2 separate regions of the Homo sapiens genome follow, and region 2 is linked to region 1. The links are chromatin loops, found by intact Hi-C in ENCODE. Cell type or tissue: endothelial cell of umbilical vein. All regions are shown on one strand.

Region 1 (8,000 bases):
ACAGAGTAGCTGGGACCATAGGCATGAATCACCAAGACCAGCTAATATTTTGTATTTTTGGTAGAGACAGTGTTTCACCATGTTGGCCAGGCTTGTCTCGAACACCTGAGCTCAAGCAATCTGCCCACCTCAACCTCCCTCTATTGGTTTTCTATTGAACAATATTACCTTCATAGGAAATGAATAGAATAGTGTCTCTCTCTCTCTCTCTGTGTTTTTTTTTTTTTTTTTTGAGATGGAGACTCACTCTGTTGCCAGGCTGGTGTGCAGTGGCGCGATCTTGGCTCACTGCAACCTCCACCTCCCGGGTTCAAGTGATTCTCCTGTCTCATCCTCCTGAGTAGCTGGCACTATAGGCATGCGCCACCACACCAAGCTAATTTTTGTATTTTTAGTAGAGACAGGGTTTCCCCATATTGGCCAGGATGGTCTCGATCTCTTGACCCTGTGATCCGACCAACTCACCCGGCCTCAGTATATTTTTAAAACAGAGGGGGAAAACACCAAAGTGGCCCAGGTTGGAGTGAAAGCTTTTTTCACTGAGATGGCCTCACAGACCAGCACACAACATGGAGTCCCAGAGGTCTTCAGACCCTGGCTGAAAGCTGCTTTCTCTATGCCAATCAAATCTGTAAAGTACAAGATGTCCTGTACCCAAGTGGAGATGCTTTTGTGTCTTTGCTGCTTTCTTCCAAAATACTGGCTCTTCCTCCTTTTTGTCTACTTTATTTCTCAAAATAAGTTGTAGATCATTCTTGGAGGCTCAACGCAGCCCAAAACAATCTTACTCTGCAATGCCCACCCAGGCCCTTAGCACAGCAGCTGGCTATTTGATATCCAATTTAGGGCATTTCTGTCTTCTTTCCCCGCCCAGTCTCATCCATAAGAGCAAGGTCTGTGTTAGCCCCTGGGCAGCCCAGAAGACCACTTTTTTGTACTGATAGTAGATAATACATATATAACTGGCTTGAGGGAGGAAAAAAATTAAGCATTGTTTTGGGCCAGTGCAGAGGATCCCTTAAACTCAGGAGTTCAAGACCAGCCTGGGCAACACAGGGAGCCCTCCTTTCCACTAAAAATAAAAATAAAAATAATTAGCTGGGCATAGTAGCCTGTGCCTCTAGTCCCAGCCACTTGGGTGGCTGAGGTGGGAGGATTCCTTGAACCCAGGAGATCCAGGCTACAGTGAGCTGTGATCGTGCCACTGCACTTCAGCCTGGGCAACAGAACAAGACCCTGTCTCAAACAAACAAACAAACCAAATCAAAAAGCATTGTTTGGATATCTAAGCCACTGTTTCCTTCGAGTATTAATAATCTAGTTTTATGTACCTCCAAAACTGACTCTCACTGACCTAGATAAATGGTTATTATAAGCCTTAAGACTCATCAGGCAAAAGCCTTTTTTAACCACCACTACCTCCAAGGAAAAAAACTGTTTATCAAAATACACACCTTTAAAATTTTTCTAATACTTAGTATCATTATGGTACTGTTGTGATATTACTAATACAAAAATATAAACAGTGGTAGAGTCATCCCACTGTACCTACGGGGGATTGGTTCCAGGGCCCCCACACAGATACCAAAATCCACAGATGCTTAAGTGCCTTATATAAAATGGTCTGGGCTGGGCGCATGGTTTGTGCCTATAATCCCAGCACTTTGAGATGGTGAGGTGGCCGGATTGCTTGACTCTAGGAGTTGGAGACCATCCTGGGCAATGTGGCAAAACCCCACCTTTACAAAAAATAAAAAATAAAAAAATTAGCCAGGTGTGGTGGCACATGCCTGTAGTCCCAGCTACTCAGGAGGCTGAGGTAGGAGGGTCACTTGAACCTTGAGGTTGAGTCTGCAGTGAGCCACGAATGTGCCACTGCACTTGGGTGACAGAACAAGACCCCGTCTCAAAAAAAAAAAAAGTCTAGTATTTGCATACGACCTACACATATCCCCCTGCATACTTCAAATCATCTCTAAATTACTTACAATACTGAATACAATGTAGATGCTATGTAAATAGTAGACTGTATTATTGGGGGAATAATTACAAGAAAAAAGTCTGTACATACTCAGACTTAGCCAACCGAGTATGTACAGACGTACTTTTTAAAAATATTTTCAATCTGTGGTTGGTTGAATCCTTGGAGGCAGAACCCACCGATATGGAGGGCCAGCTGTACTTATTTCTTATGAAAAGAGGTCAATTTGATTAAGTTTCTCTGTTCCTAAAAAATTTGGAATCTGGGGCCCCAGATGCCTGGGGAAGAAAGTATGACCGAAAGCAAGAAGCTTTAACAACAGCTTACTTGATGTCTCAGCTGGAGAAGGGAGTTCCCAGGGTCTCATTAATACTCAGCAAGTCTAACAGTGAGCTACTTTGGTGAAGGCAAACAAGGAAGACTGCTTAAACACACAACAAAGCAACTAAACCTTCTACGGTACTATACTGCCAAAAGGGCAGCTTCTTCTCCTTACAGCTCTTCCATCTGACACTGGTACGGCACTGAGACTCGTCACACCATTATGTACCCAATCTCCACATTGTAGAGCATGACTCAACTATAAATGGTATGAGGACAAGGGCCCCATCCATTTTGTCCACTGTTACATCCCCAGCATCTAGCACAATGTGTGGCATATAGTCCGCTTTAAAATAAATATATGTGTCTATATGTATATACAGTCAAGCAACAATGGAAGTACCTTCTAAGAAAAGCATCACTAAGTGATTTCATTGCTGTACAAACAACACAGATTGTACCCAGACAAACCTAAATGGTATATATTTTTTATTTATATAAAATTTTATAGGGAAAATCAAATGTCCCAGCAACATTATTAAATATTAATTATACCTCTTACTTGATCTGCAATGCCAATATCAAGTGCCATACATCAGGTTTCTACATATGCTCCACTATAATCTTTTGGGACTATGTCATATATGGAGTCCATAGTAGGCTGAAGTGTCATTATGCAGTGTGTACGTGTGTGTATATGTGTTTGAAAATAATGTTTACATGTATGGTATGCTCTTAAATAAGGACCGGGAGGATAGCAAAAATAATACACACACATATGCATATATATGCTGAGTATAATAAATAGATGGCAAAAATAAAGAAAAGTATTTTACCACTTCACTTTCACCATCATAGTGTCATATTGATTTTTTACAATATGATCTGAAGATAATTTGAAGAAATTATGTAAAATATGAGATACCACATTAATAAATTTCCCTCCAAGGCAAGATTACATGTAGACCATTTAATATTCCTTCTGACCAGATCCAAGCTTTACTTATAAACAGTTTATAAGATTCTGAAGAAAATATGATTGCAATACAGTAAGATCTCTAACTGCATTCTGGCAGCACATCAAAACACATGTCCCAAGAGGCCTAATATTGCATGGTCAGCGAAGAGGAAAAGTCAAAGAAGTCTTCTACTTTGCTGTTTCTCTGAAGAGGGAATCACATTAGGCCATTAAGTAGTCAGATACATTATTTTATTGCTTGCAAAACCCTTGGGTAATAAAGAATGAGTACAAATTGCCACAGGCAGTTTTGGAAGAAAAACAGAACTGTGCAAAACAATGACAGTTGCTCTACTGCAGCACTGGACAAATGCAGTAAAGAAAACAGTACATCAGTTGCAGTTTTTCTGCTTAAGTAGAGTGCTCTGCCTTGTGTGAGAAGGAGCTATACAAGCACATAACTGCAGAATCTGTGTGTGAATGCACAAGTAGGACAAAGGTGATAGACTGTAAATGCGTTTGTAAAAGCTATCAAGTCGGATTCAGTCTGTCTTTGACTCTCTCTCTCTCACACACATACATACACACACACACGTGTGCACACACAGAGTTCCATTTCCTTCTAAATAATAAGACTGAGGAGCAGCTACAGTGAAAAGCATGCGCACTCTGGACACACAAAAGTAAAAAAGGTAAAGAGTTTTCATTGAGAGGAACATTAATATTTTTCAATGAGGATGCTAAGACAAAAATAAAGAGTGATACTTCTTTAATGTGGCCTATGAGAGAAGAAAACGACTTACTTTCTATGCAAAGAAAACTCATTTGTATCACACCTTGTACAGGTAAACAGCAAGAATGAGGGATTTATTTTCATGGGATTAAGAGAATGAAACTGGACTCACATCTTTAGCCTTGCTTGAAAAATGCTGTTAAATATCGTATGTTCTTCTAAAGACTACTCAAACTTCATTATTGTGCTACTTTAAGGTATTGTGTGAGCATTTTATCTACTTTCAATGTCAAAAACCGCAATTACTTTTGCACCAATCTAATATATACTTCTATACTGTTAAATTTTCCAAAGTATGAGAATCCTGTAACACTATGATTATAAACAATGTAAGAACTTTACATTTAATTACAGAATCTCATAAGAGTTTTTATCTGTAACAAAATACAGAGGACCCCTAACTTGTGAATTTTCAACTTTCAAAATTGTATTAAAAAAAAAAAAAACTCTAGAGCAAAAGCGCATCAACTCTACCGGCTACCAACAGAGGGCGAAAGCGGTCACATGCAGCCACTCCAACACTTCCTGCTACTTCATCTTCTACAGTTGGACAGGTTCATGCTTAGTTTCATGAAGTTTTAAATAACTGACTCTATTAAGTTTAACAAACAAAAGCATTACAAATAAGAAATGTACAACCAACCACAACAAAGTAAGAGATTTTAACAACTGAAGGTGATGAGAAAATGATGAATGTTTCTGCGAGTGGAAATAATTGTGGAGGACAAAGTGAACCCTGCAATACTGGAAATATACTGACACACAATCAAAAATAATCAACAAGAGATGAAAAAAAGCTATAAGATAGAGAATTATAAACAGAGAATATGAAATATGTAAAAACTATTTTTATTATACACTCCTATTAAAAAATACATCCATAATATTTGTATATTTATTTTTCTAATTTTCTATGTGTACCTCTGTATTTCATTCAATCTAAGAAATACATCAACTGTAGACATATTAGAACCAATGAAGTATGGTATTTGACTAATGTATTATATACGTTATGAAGCATATATGAAGTTGGAATTTTCAAAGGAAACAAACAAGAGACCTAGAGACTCTAATATTCTTCTCCCTGCACTTTAACAGACCTTTTGCACAACAGTTTGGAGATCCCCCATCAGAATATAGGATGAAATAAATAAAATGGTAGATGTTAGATCTCAATAAATGCTACTGAAAAGTAGATGCCTCATCTCCCCTATTACATTTATTATATATTGGATATCATCATCTGTGATAAACCTGACAAAACAAGCAAAAAAGCATGAAACAAATATTTCTTATAAAGCATCCCCCCAAAGTTATTCATTAGAGTAATGATGCTGTAGGAGTGAAAGGCACAGATTTTAGAGTCAGACCAACTTGGATTTGTGGCATGGCTATCTATGCCAGTCACTACTAAAAGCACCAGACACTTGCGTATTCTCATCTATAAAATGAACATAACAATCCTTACTTCACAGAACAAAAATAAGGATGAACTGTGAGTAAGCGCATATACGAAGCTTGCAGCAAATGTCTGGAACACAACAAGACTCAATAAAGGACAACAAAGAGATTATTCATGGCAACTTATTTCATCTGTTTAATTACACTAGCTTATCCAAAGTGTTGGACAGAAAGATGATATGTGAAAGGGTTTGACTTAACCAGTCTACTTCACTTAAGTCACTTTTAGATACCACAATTGCTGACACAAATACAGTATGAACCCTCAGACCAAAGCCCATTTCTGCTTATAGATGTGAGTAAATACAGGAAACGCACCAACAATGAGCAAGCATACTGGCCTCTTTATCTAACATAAGCTTCAGGGTACAGGGGTTCTTCGTGAATCTAGCACTGGAAAGTTCTATGTGCCTGCCGTAATCAGCCTCAGATGCATCTGACAGCTGATAATACTAATGGGACAACAAAGCACACTGTGAACAACACAGGCCAGAAGAATCTCCACAACAGCAAGGCTCATTTCAACAGGACAGTTTTCTTAATAAGAGCTTTTAAAACAAATGCCAATTAAATACGAATTTATTGATAATATGATCTGTAGAGCTATATTTTGCTAATTATCATTTATCAAACACTACCACTTCTTAAATACAAACACTCCTGATACACTGTTTAGGATTTCCAAAATGATCAACTAAAGGATTATTGGGCACAAACTGAAGTATGGATGGCAAAATCTTGACACAGATTGTGGGAAACAGGATGGTAGAATAACTGGCCTATACATGTGTTTTCTGACCTCTGCTGCCTCTGTTTATTGCCCTAGGATTGGCAACAGCTATTCTCAGAATAAGAAATCTGAATTCCATCTACTAACTTGAATTGACTTTCTACATGTGCTTTTCAGAATGTCAGTGTTTTAAATTTGAACTTTTAATTTATATTTTAAGGACTCCAATCTGTACTCTCCCTGAAATTGTTAAGATTCTAACCTGTAATAATACCTGTCTGTTCTTGTTGTGTACAACCATACACTACCACTGGCATCACCCTTAACATTTAATGCGGGGGGTGGGGGGGCGTGCATGTCCCTCATTTAAGGTTCAAAACTTGAGAACTCTGGTTATAACCTGGGCAATGAACTGGATCCAAGAGTCAGCGTAGTCAAGAGAATGCAGCACTAACGTCATTACCGAGTGCCATGAGAATGATAAAGGCAGTGCCTCCCTTGAAGTGTCTGAGAAAACTCATGCCCCAAGGAACGCAGAGCCTCTATCTCATTCAATGTGGACATCTTCTCCCCCACAACAGACCATAAAAGCAGTCTATACGCCAGAAACAGGAATAGAAATGGAAGATAATGCCAAAAGAATCCTGAGCAGCCCTATTAAAGATGATACGTGGAACCAAGACTTGTTGGCGGCTGAACTCACTTCCCATTAAGAACAATTCTAACTTTTGTCCATTTCCCTAGTAGATGCTATCTAGCCAACTCCCTTCACATATCACTGTTTAGGAAGATGAGATTTACTGACATGTATTAACAATGGGTAGGTAAGTATGTGGGTACCTTTAAGTATCACCAACCCTTGGTTTTCTCATTTTATTTATTTTTGCTTCATTAATAAAGCTAATTTGTACTTCCCATTTGCTTTCCTTTGCATTTCTTTTAAGTATTAGGCAGATGAATGCTTTTCTTATAAAGTTTCTTGTAAAGACTGGTTGAAACTGAGTATTCTTTGGTACTGACTTTTTAGCTATCAATTACTTGCACAGATTAAGGTCTAATGAATGTGTTCATTTGTAGTATTTTGTGAATATAGTATTTGATATATTTACCATGACCAGTCCATTGCTTTTCTCTTTAATACACGTAGTGCACTCCAAATCCAAAACAGTCCAAAATCCAAAACTTTTTGAGCACCAACATGACACCACGAATGAAAAATTCCATACTTGACCTCACGTAATGGGTCATTACCAAAACAGTCGAAACTGTTTAATGCACAAAAATCACTAAAAATATTGTATAAAACTACCTTCAGGCTACATGTGTAAGATGTATAGGAAATGCAAATGAATGTTTAGACCTGGGTCACATTCCCAAGATACCTCATTATATATTTGCAAGTATTTCAAAATCCAAAAAAATCCAAAATTTGAAACACTCCTGGTCCCAAGCATTTTGGATAAAGAGTACTCAACTTGTACTGCTGGTTTTTGAGTATTTTTAAAAAATTTTTAATGAAACCACCAAAATGCAGTTATAATTACATTCAAGTTTTACAAAGTGTAAATATCTCTCACTCTTGGCATGATTCATTAAGGGCTAAAATAGATAAAGTAGCTGCCAGGGGTCATGTCCAAGGGCAGGAGCTATTATAAGACAGGCAACTAACTGTAATCCCAACACACATTTTGGAGGCTGAAAGTCCAGAATTTAAATCCCAAATCCATGTTAATAGCTATCTGACCTTTTAGCAAGT
Region 2 (8,000 bases), 58 kb after region 1:
CATTTTGGCTTCTTTAAATAATCTCTCTTTCTCTCTCTCTCTCTCTCTCTCTCTCTCTCTCTCTCTCACACACACACACACACACACACACACACACACACACACACACAGAGTAAGATTTTCTTCAGGGGAAAATACATAAAGAGGGACAGAGTAGTTAGCCTACGTTTCTACAAATGAAATGCATTCTCCCTTTCAAGGTAGACTGAGAAGAAAAACGACTACCAAAAAGTCTATAAGAAAGTCCTATCTTTATGAAACCTACAATCTCTCCACGGCATGCTGTCTCCATTCCAAAAGAAAAAAAAATAAAAAACAGGAAAAAAAGCCTTTCTAATTCTTTTGATCTTTCCAGTTTCTATTTAAATGCTTATAATACCTTAAGAATATAAAGTAGCAAAAAGACTATCTCTATAGACTATGTTTATAAGTCTAATTATGCATAATGGGAGAATTTTCCTAAAATTTTGTTGGTCTCAAAAGAACCAAGAGATCTAAAATGCATGTAAAATAAATGAGTGACAACAGTCAATCAAAACAAGGAATTTCTAAATTAAAACATTCTCCTGCTGTTATTTTGTCTATTACAGCCAGATTAAAAACTAAAACTAAGTACTACTACAGCTGCCTATTTACAAAGAAAAACTATTTTGGCACTAAAGTTATCTCACTTAAATTATAAAAGCTATAATCAGAATGTGTTTACGTTGCTGTTATTCAACCTTTTTTAATACAGTTATCCTCATAATCAAATATTTAAACTGCAAAAGTAGTATATAAATGTTTTTTAACAGAAAAGACAGTGTTTATAAAGGAAAAGTTTTAAATAGTAGTAATTACTGCTTAGTGCCCAAATAATTTTTCAAATCCCCATCAATTGCAATATAACTTCTTTCAACTTCACCAAACATGACTCCTTACAGAATTAATAAGCTTATTTGAAAGAAAAAACATAGAAAAGGTTCAGGGAGAAAAAAAGTCAATATGGCAAAATATCAAAGCAGCATATACTTCAATGATTTTGTGTTTTCCAGCAGAGATCTTGGAAAGATATCCCTTCCAATTCCATAAATGAAACTGACATACTTTACTTGAAGGGGAAAAAAAAATGGGAGGAGGGAGAATGGAATAGGGTAGGGAGGAGCATAAAGATTGTGAAACCTTGAAGAAATTCAAGCTCATGCTTTTAGAATTCAGGTCACCCAGCCTTACACAGTTTAAAAGTAGAATTACTTTCAAAGAATACATATTTCCTCTGAGCTATGATACATATTTCCTTTTAATGTATCATATTGCAGCAACAGCTGAAATGAACGTCTAGACATCAAAAACACTTCTTACTCCCACCTACTGCTTTTTTACCTCAGGCATCAAAACTAATGAAACCTATTATCCAGAACATTGAGTTCAGCAACGGCATTGGCCACTGCAAATATTGGAGGTGGGGGAAGGGCACTTTCAGGGATGGCACTTCTTATTCAGCCGTTAAAATTGTTGAAAATCAAATTTCACTCGAAACTCCAGAAACACAAGTAAAGGAAGGCACAGGAAACAAGTACATTGTTTCCCAGTTAGATTTCAGTAACTAACGGCTAAAGATAGCATAGCTCTGAATCCAAGGTTTATCATTTGCCCACTGCCTTTGTTTTCAATTTCTACCTCAAACATATAAAACGCATCGTAGTGTTTAAAAAAAAAAATCTTCTGAATTATTAAATCTACTTCCAAAAACTACACTAATCAGATATTACAACAAGGAAACATGTATCCACTTAATCTAACTGCAGCAAATGAAGGATACCAAGATAAATAAACGATTTTGAAGTATCTGCTTTCTTAAAAACTGACTTACCAAAGAAACTCAGTAACAAAGGAGCACAATGCTACATTAATTATGAAATATAGCACTTCACACATAAAAAAATCCAATGACTTACAACACTACACCACCACTGACTGATCAATTTATGCTGCCATCAGTTGCCTGGTAGAATCTATATTTGAAGTCATTAATAACTAAATGGACTTATTACTTATATCAACTTCAACCTATTTAGAGCTCTGATTTCTTGAATTGCTCATGAGTGTAAAATATTCAGTATCACTTAACAAATCTATGTTGGAAATGGATTGTAACCTTCCCGATGTCAATTCATCAAACAAATAAGAATCATGGATAGAAGATACATACTAAAACGTTCCATTTATTTCAAACTATTTGCAACCTTAAGTGATTACAAATATTGATAATATTTGGCAGACAGAAGCACAATTGCGATTCAAAATTTTAACAGTGTACTATCTTCCTAAGGAATCAGCATGGGTTCTCTGCCAGTTGCAGGATAACCAGAATTTTAATGACAGTTTCTACACAGCATTGTAGCAGTTGAGACACGACCCAAGTTAGCATTTCAATGGATCACAAGACTCCCTGTAAAGCCAGCAAACTTTAAATTGAAGGAAACCATAAAACTAAATTTCGAGATAAACTGTACAAGGCCTTCAAAAGACAACTGCTACAGAAAACAGGCTGCAATGTTACTTTAATAGCTGCACACTGAAAAAGAAATCTTGCACAATGGCTGTTATTGACTTCTCAAAACCAAATTTGTCCCCATTTGCTACTTCTTCCAAATATTTTTTAAAATGATTACCATTTTTAACCTTTAAAATGATTAACATGCTCTTAATATGCTCTAGAATGCATAAACAAGGGTCCAGAAGGATTAAAATTAACAGTTATCTCTGCTAGAATAATGATTGTTTTCTCCTTTACCTCTTTGAGTATTTTCCAGATTTCATGACAGGCATTACTTTTATAAGCTTACATCATATTTGAAATAAATTTTTAAAATAAGGATCCTATATTAAACAAGGCTGTATGTTCAGAAATTACAAGGAAAACCAATATTTTTAAAACAGGAATCATCACAAGATAAATTTTGAGACGGAAAAGCAGACATGTGATTCAGTTAGAACATATACATTTAAATTCATCATTGCTACAAATAAACATTTTATAAACTTCCTCTAGGACAATGATTTTAATAAAGATGAGTCAACTACTGATTTCAACATTAGCACAATTGAGAAGTAAAAATTTAAAATATTTCCTTCCACTCTTCAGACACAAACTAATTTGAATAAAAAACACACGCACATGCACACACACGTGCACACAGAAGCTTGCTACTAAAATTCTGACAGGGCAAGTCCCCAAATTGCCTTTTACACTAAAGCTCAAACAGTTGTCTGTCACTGCTATTACTATGAGTAATCCTTGCAGCTGTAACTGTTTGAAATGCAGCTGTCTCGTTGGCATTCTCTCCCCACCCCCAGCCATGCAGCATTTCTGTTCTTGCTACAATAATCTTAAAGAGCATTTTACAGGAGGCTTAGCCCTGGCTGAGGGCACTCTACGGCGTGACCGAGAGAACATGGAAACACGATTCATTAGACACGCCTGGAGTGATAACAATGGTGCTGCTTCTTACTGCCTTTCATTTCGTACATCAGGCTGAGACTAATGCATTCTCGTTACACAACAAGCACATTTATAGACAGGGGAAAACTGTAATCACCTTTGATTAAGAGACAGCATATTTTTCCTATATGAGCTGCCAGCCATACTGACATAGTAATTATTTTTTAACTGACAGGTTAAAATAGCAAATGTAGCAAAAATAACATCTGCAGAGAGAGAGAGAAAGACGAGAGAGAGAGAGAGAGAGAGAGAGAGACAGAGACAGAGAGAGACAGAGAGAGACAGAGAGAGACAGAGACTGACTGACTACTGTGAAGACTTGGTGCACAAAGGTTTCTTTAGACCAAACTCAGTGCCATCTCCTTGAGACCTGATGGGTACCTTGGCTTTTATTTCAGCTTGACAGTCTATGGCAAATATTGCAGAAAGACTCTTACAGAAATTCATTCTATAAATCCAATTTTTTGGAGGCAGAAATTACAAAATTATTTTTGTCACTGAAACAGTAATGACTATTGGTCTACCTTCTTTCCACTTCTTTCACTATAGGACTAGAAAATTCAACAGTAGTATCCTTTTTTCCATTATCTTACAACAAAATAATTTGTTCTCTTCACTTTGTTATCTACTTTTACTAGATAATAATTTGTTTTCCTTAATATAAAATGCTACTCCAAGACAGAAAAAAAACTGCTTTCTACTATACCACAGTTTATAAAATGTAACTTTGGTTAAAAACAAGAATGTAGAATAATTAGATCAGTCTATCATTTCACTTAACGCCCATCAATCCCTGCACCTGGTGAAGGTTTTAACTGTAAATATAAAGGCCCTAATTTAAATTAGAAAAAAGTCATAAGCCACATTATACTGACAACATATAAAGTCAGTTTTCTTAAGGAATTTTAAAAAGTGAACCACCTTTCCATACACACAAATGCAATCTTCTGTTGGTTTACACATGTGTGTTGCTGGGTTGTAGTTTATAGAGAATTTGGTAGTTGACAGGAAAAAAATATTTGTCATAAATTGAAAGATCATAGTTAAACCAAAATATTGGAAAATACTTTTTCAAAGTTAGCAGTCTGTACAATTAAGCAATTAAAAAGTCTCTTTTTTAAGCTTTCTACAACACTATTGATTTTTACACTAAGAATGTGCTACAAAATAAAACAATTTGCACATGTGAAAATTTGTTAAGACAGAAAAGAAAACTAACCAATAATAAAAAAAAGTTAAGTCTGGTTCACAAAACTTTGAAACCTGTAATAGCTTTTCAAAAAATAATTATGTAGCCAGGCAATGTGGCAGGAGCCCATAATCCCAGCTATTCAGGCTGCTGAGGTGGGAGGACACATGAGCCCGGAAATTCAAGGCCAGCCTGGGCACTACAGTGTGATCCCATCTCAATCAATCAATCAATCAATGCAAACGGTTATGTACATACAACAAACAAATTTTTGTAAAACAGCAAAATGCTTTAATAATTTTAAATAGTAGGATTTTAGAGTTTTCTGACCTGTGCTACCACAGCAGGTTAGAAACTAGAAAATGTGTAGCCTAACTCTGATATGTCTATAAATGGACCACTGAACACTAATGTGCACTTAAACACAGTGTATTTTGAAGAGAAGTTTTTATGTGTCCCACACAATTTTAGAATTACACAAGCTTAAAATTTTCATCATCTGAAATCAAACAATGAGTCTTATTACAGAAGATAACATCTATACAATTTCTACTGTCGGTGCCCAATCCATGTCTCTCTTATTTTGGTTTTCTGTACTGTGTGAAGTCATGACTCCCCCAAAACTAATCAAATTACTTCTGCATACTTTCCCTGTTTGTCTTCTTTTTGGAAAAGACAAAGTTAATCATCAGTATAAAACATGTCACCACACATTAAAAATTTTTATTTTAAAAACATTTCAGTTTAAATGTATTCTTAGTAATCAGAACATTTTACTTTCATAAACAACTATGGTTTACATATGAATTTCTGTTACAATTATCTGGCTCTTAATAGAATCACAAATTATTATTCTCAACTTTTAAAAGACAGAATGTACAATTCTCCCCTTGTGTCTTCAAAATTAATTTGTTTATGAATGCAAAAACAACCTATTGGAAAGCAATAAAAGTTTCTCAAAACTTTTAAGTTAAAATATATCCAGGAAAAGTTGTCATTATCCAAAACTTAAGCCAAGAAGTTTCCAACTCATAAGCAAAAAATTTATAAATGACCTAAACACACCAACACTGCCAATATTTTTACTTCATGTTGGTGTTTCAACTCTACAAGATTCCTTTGCATTAACAAGTCAATATGAAAACTGCAAGTCCTTTAGGAAATAAAGGTCAGTTATTTACAGTCGCAGTGGTGTGAATGAGTTCAATCCTATGTTCTTTCGAAATCTGGCTAGAATGGCATTTTGGTTGCAAAGTTAAGTAACACCGTTGTTTTGGATAGGGCACAGTCTGGAGTAGGGCAGGCCTGGGCGGCTCCCATAACACAAGGTGCAGTGGTTTCTTCCTGTGGTCCTTGGAGTACTAGAGTCCTGTGCAAGAGCCCCAGTGAGTCCCTCTGGCCCTTTCCATCTCCAGTCTCAACCAGGACAGCTGCAGTTTTATCCAGTTGTAGTTTTAGCCATTATAACTTAGGAAGTTCTACAGAGAGCTCACTTGAAAAGGTATTACAAATAAATACAAAGAGTTTGCAAAGAGGATAGAATTTGCAAATTACCAGAAAAGTTGAAAGAATAAATCAAACCAAAAACCCAAAAAGCCTGAGCCACTGGGCAATGCTAACACTTCACTGGCTCTGTTGCTTCTTTTATAGTTATCTTTACTTTCTTTGAGATTCTTTCCCACTCATATTGCATAATTCTAACAAACTGCACTAGAATGTGGGAAAGCCTTCCAAGACAGATTCTGAGGATTTTAAATGTTTATAAAGTGAAGTCCTAACCAATCTACCCCTTCTAGTTACAAAACCCAGGACCCAAACCAACACTGGTCAAGCATTACAGACTAAATCAGTTTGATAGGCAGGCCTTAGAATCTACCCACCATTCAGAATAGATTTTTCATAGGTTAAAAAATATATATATTTTCCAAATAATTAACTTACAAATTATCTTTTGAAACATAGGCTATCAATAGTTTGTCAACTGGTGCTTGAGTATATTAATTCTTCTTTCCATAGTTTAAATACCAGCTATTAAAAAGCATAACAATAAAAGTTACTTTATCACTTTAAAAGACAGAGTTTTGATAGTGATGGAGCTCTCAGAAAGATTTTTGGTTGCCTGTAGTATTTCTTGGGAGCTATATTAGATCTGTTATATAATAATTCATTTCTTTTGTATGAAATTTTGTTTGTTATAACTCATAATTTAAAAACATTTTTTCAATTCCGATTCAAAAACGAAAAATACATATGAGATAATAGGTTAAAAGTTCAACTGTATATACATCATGATCTCAACTTTTCAGATGTGTGCTTAAATATCTGTAATGGAATAAACAAAAATTATAATTACTATAAATCTTTACCCAAACTTTTTATACTAAATTTTAAATATAAGTACCCCTATGTAGTCCGTTAAACAGTTACTACTCTAACTAAAATATAGATATATTCAAAGGCAATATTACCCACTCAGAATAACTCAGCAGTTCAGATGATAAAGAAAATAACCTAAAGAAACAGTAAACATAAAACAGCTGTTTGGACAGAAGATATACTAACACTTTGTAAAGTACAGAAATTGTCATCCCGTTTCTTTTACAATCCAGCTTCATCAAGAAGCAAAGCTTTTTAAACTAGTCTCCCTGCTTTCACTCAAAGCACCTGAAGTCCATTATTCATGAGAGCCAAAGTAATCTTTTTCAAACCTTAAGTCACATCGTAGCATCCTGCCTCTTAAAGCCTTATTTTAATGGCTTCTCATGGAATTAATAATCTATTTAATAAGCTCCTTACCATGGCCTACAAGGCTCCACCTGATCAAACCTCTGTCTACCTCTTCCAACACCCTCTGTGTACTCATTTCAACAGCACTGGCCTTCTTTTTTCCAACAAAGTGAGCTCAAGACATCTGACTTCCTTTTCCTGTATCTGGCTGTCTCCTCCAAGCGGCATTCCCTACCTGACCCTCTAATGGAAAGTAGTCCTGTCCCAGTCAGTCACTTTCTCATCTATTGCTTTGTAGCAGACAACTGTAAGAAATTATTCATTTACTACTTGTCTTCTCACCCACAAAGAAGAATGTCAGCACGATATGTACAAGGGCAATGTCAATCCTTGTGTGCTTACTATACTGCAAAGAACCTTCCACAGAGAAAAACATTGTGACCCTGAGGAAAACATTCAAAGTGGAGCAAAATGCAACCTAATATGATTCTAAGGATTTTTATACTACGCAAAATAGCCAAACAGACACGTTTATAAAAGGCTTAGCTTTTCTTCCTACTGACAATTGAAGGCTCTTACTTGAACCCTTGATAATCAACA

The links. A loop is a pair of places that touch in the nucleus more often than their neighbours do. Peaks named below come from ENCODE experiments on the same cell type or tissue, not always from the same donor. Only the 100,000 strongest peaks of a DNase experiment are listed, where the experiment ranks them.
Region 2: it touches region 1 in a loop (2.1-fold over the local background); 11 of 110 quality-filtered maps call a loop at or near these places.

Annotation. Positions count from the first base shown.
Region 1 is chr12:116,062,275-116,070,274 of GRCh38, forward strand. All of the region lies in intron 4 of MED13L (mediator complex subunit 13L), which reads right to left. Among named protein-coding and RNA genes, the nearest start is that of MIR620, 82 kb to the right of the region's middle. In endothelial cell of umbilical vein, a CTCF peak has its summit at 4,540 (motif pointing right); DNase peaks (open chromatin) are centred at 4,577, 5,907 and 6,047.
Region 2 is chr12:116,120,412-116,128,411 of GRCh38, forward strand. The region is part of intron 2 of MED13L (mediator complex subunit 13L); the gene reads right to left. Among named protein-coding and RNA genes, the nearest start is that of MIR620, 24 kb to the right of the region's middle. In endothelial cell of umbilical vein, no CTCF peak of the experiment used is centred here; DNase peaks (open chromatin) are centred at 1,370 and 3,380; H3K4me3 peaks cover 406 bases; H3K27ac peaks cover 1,819 bases.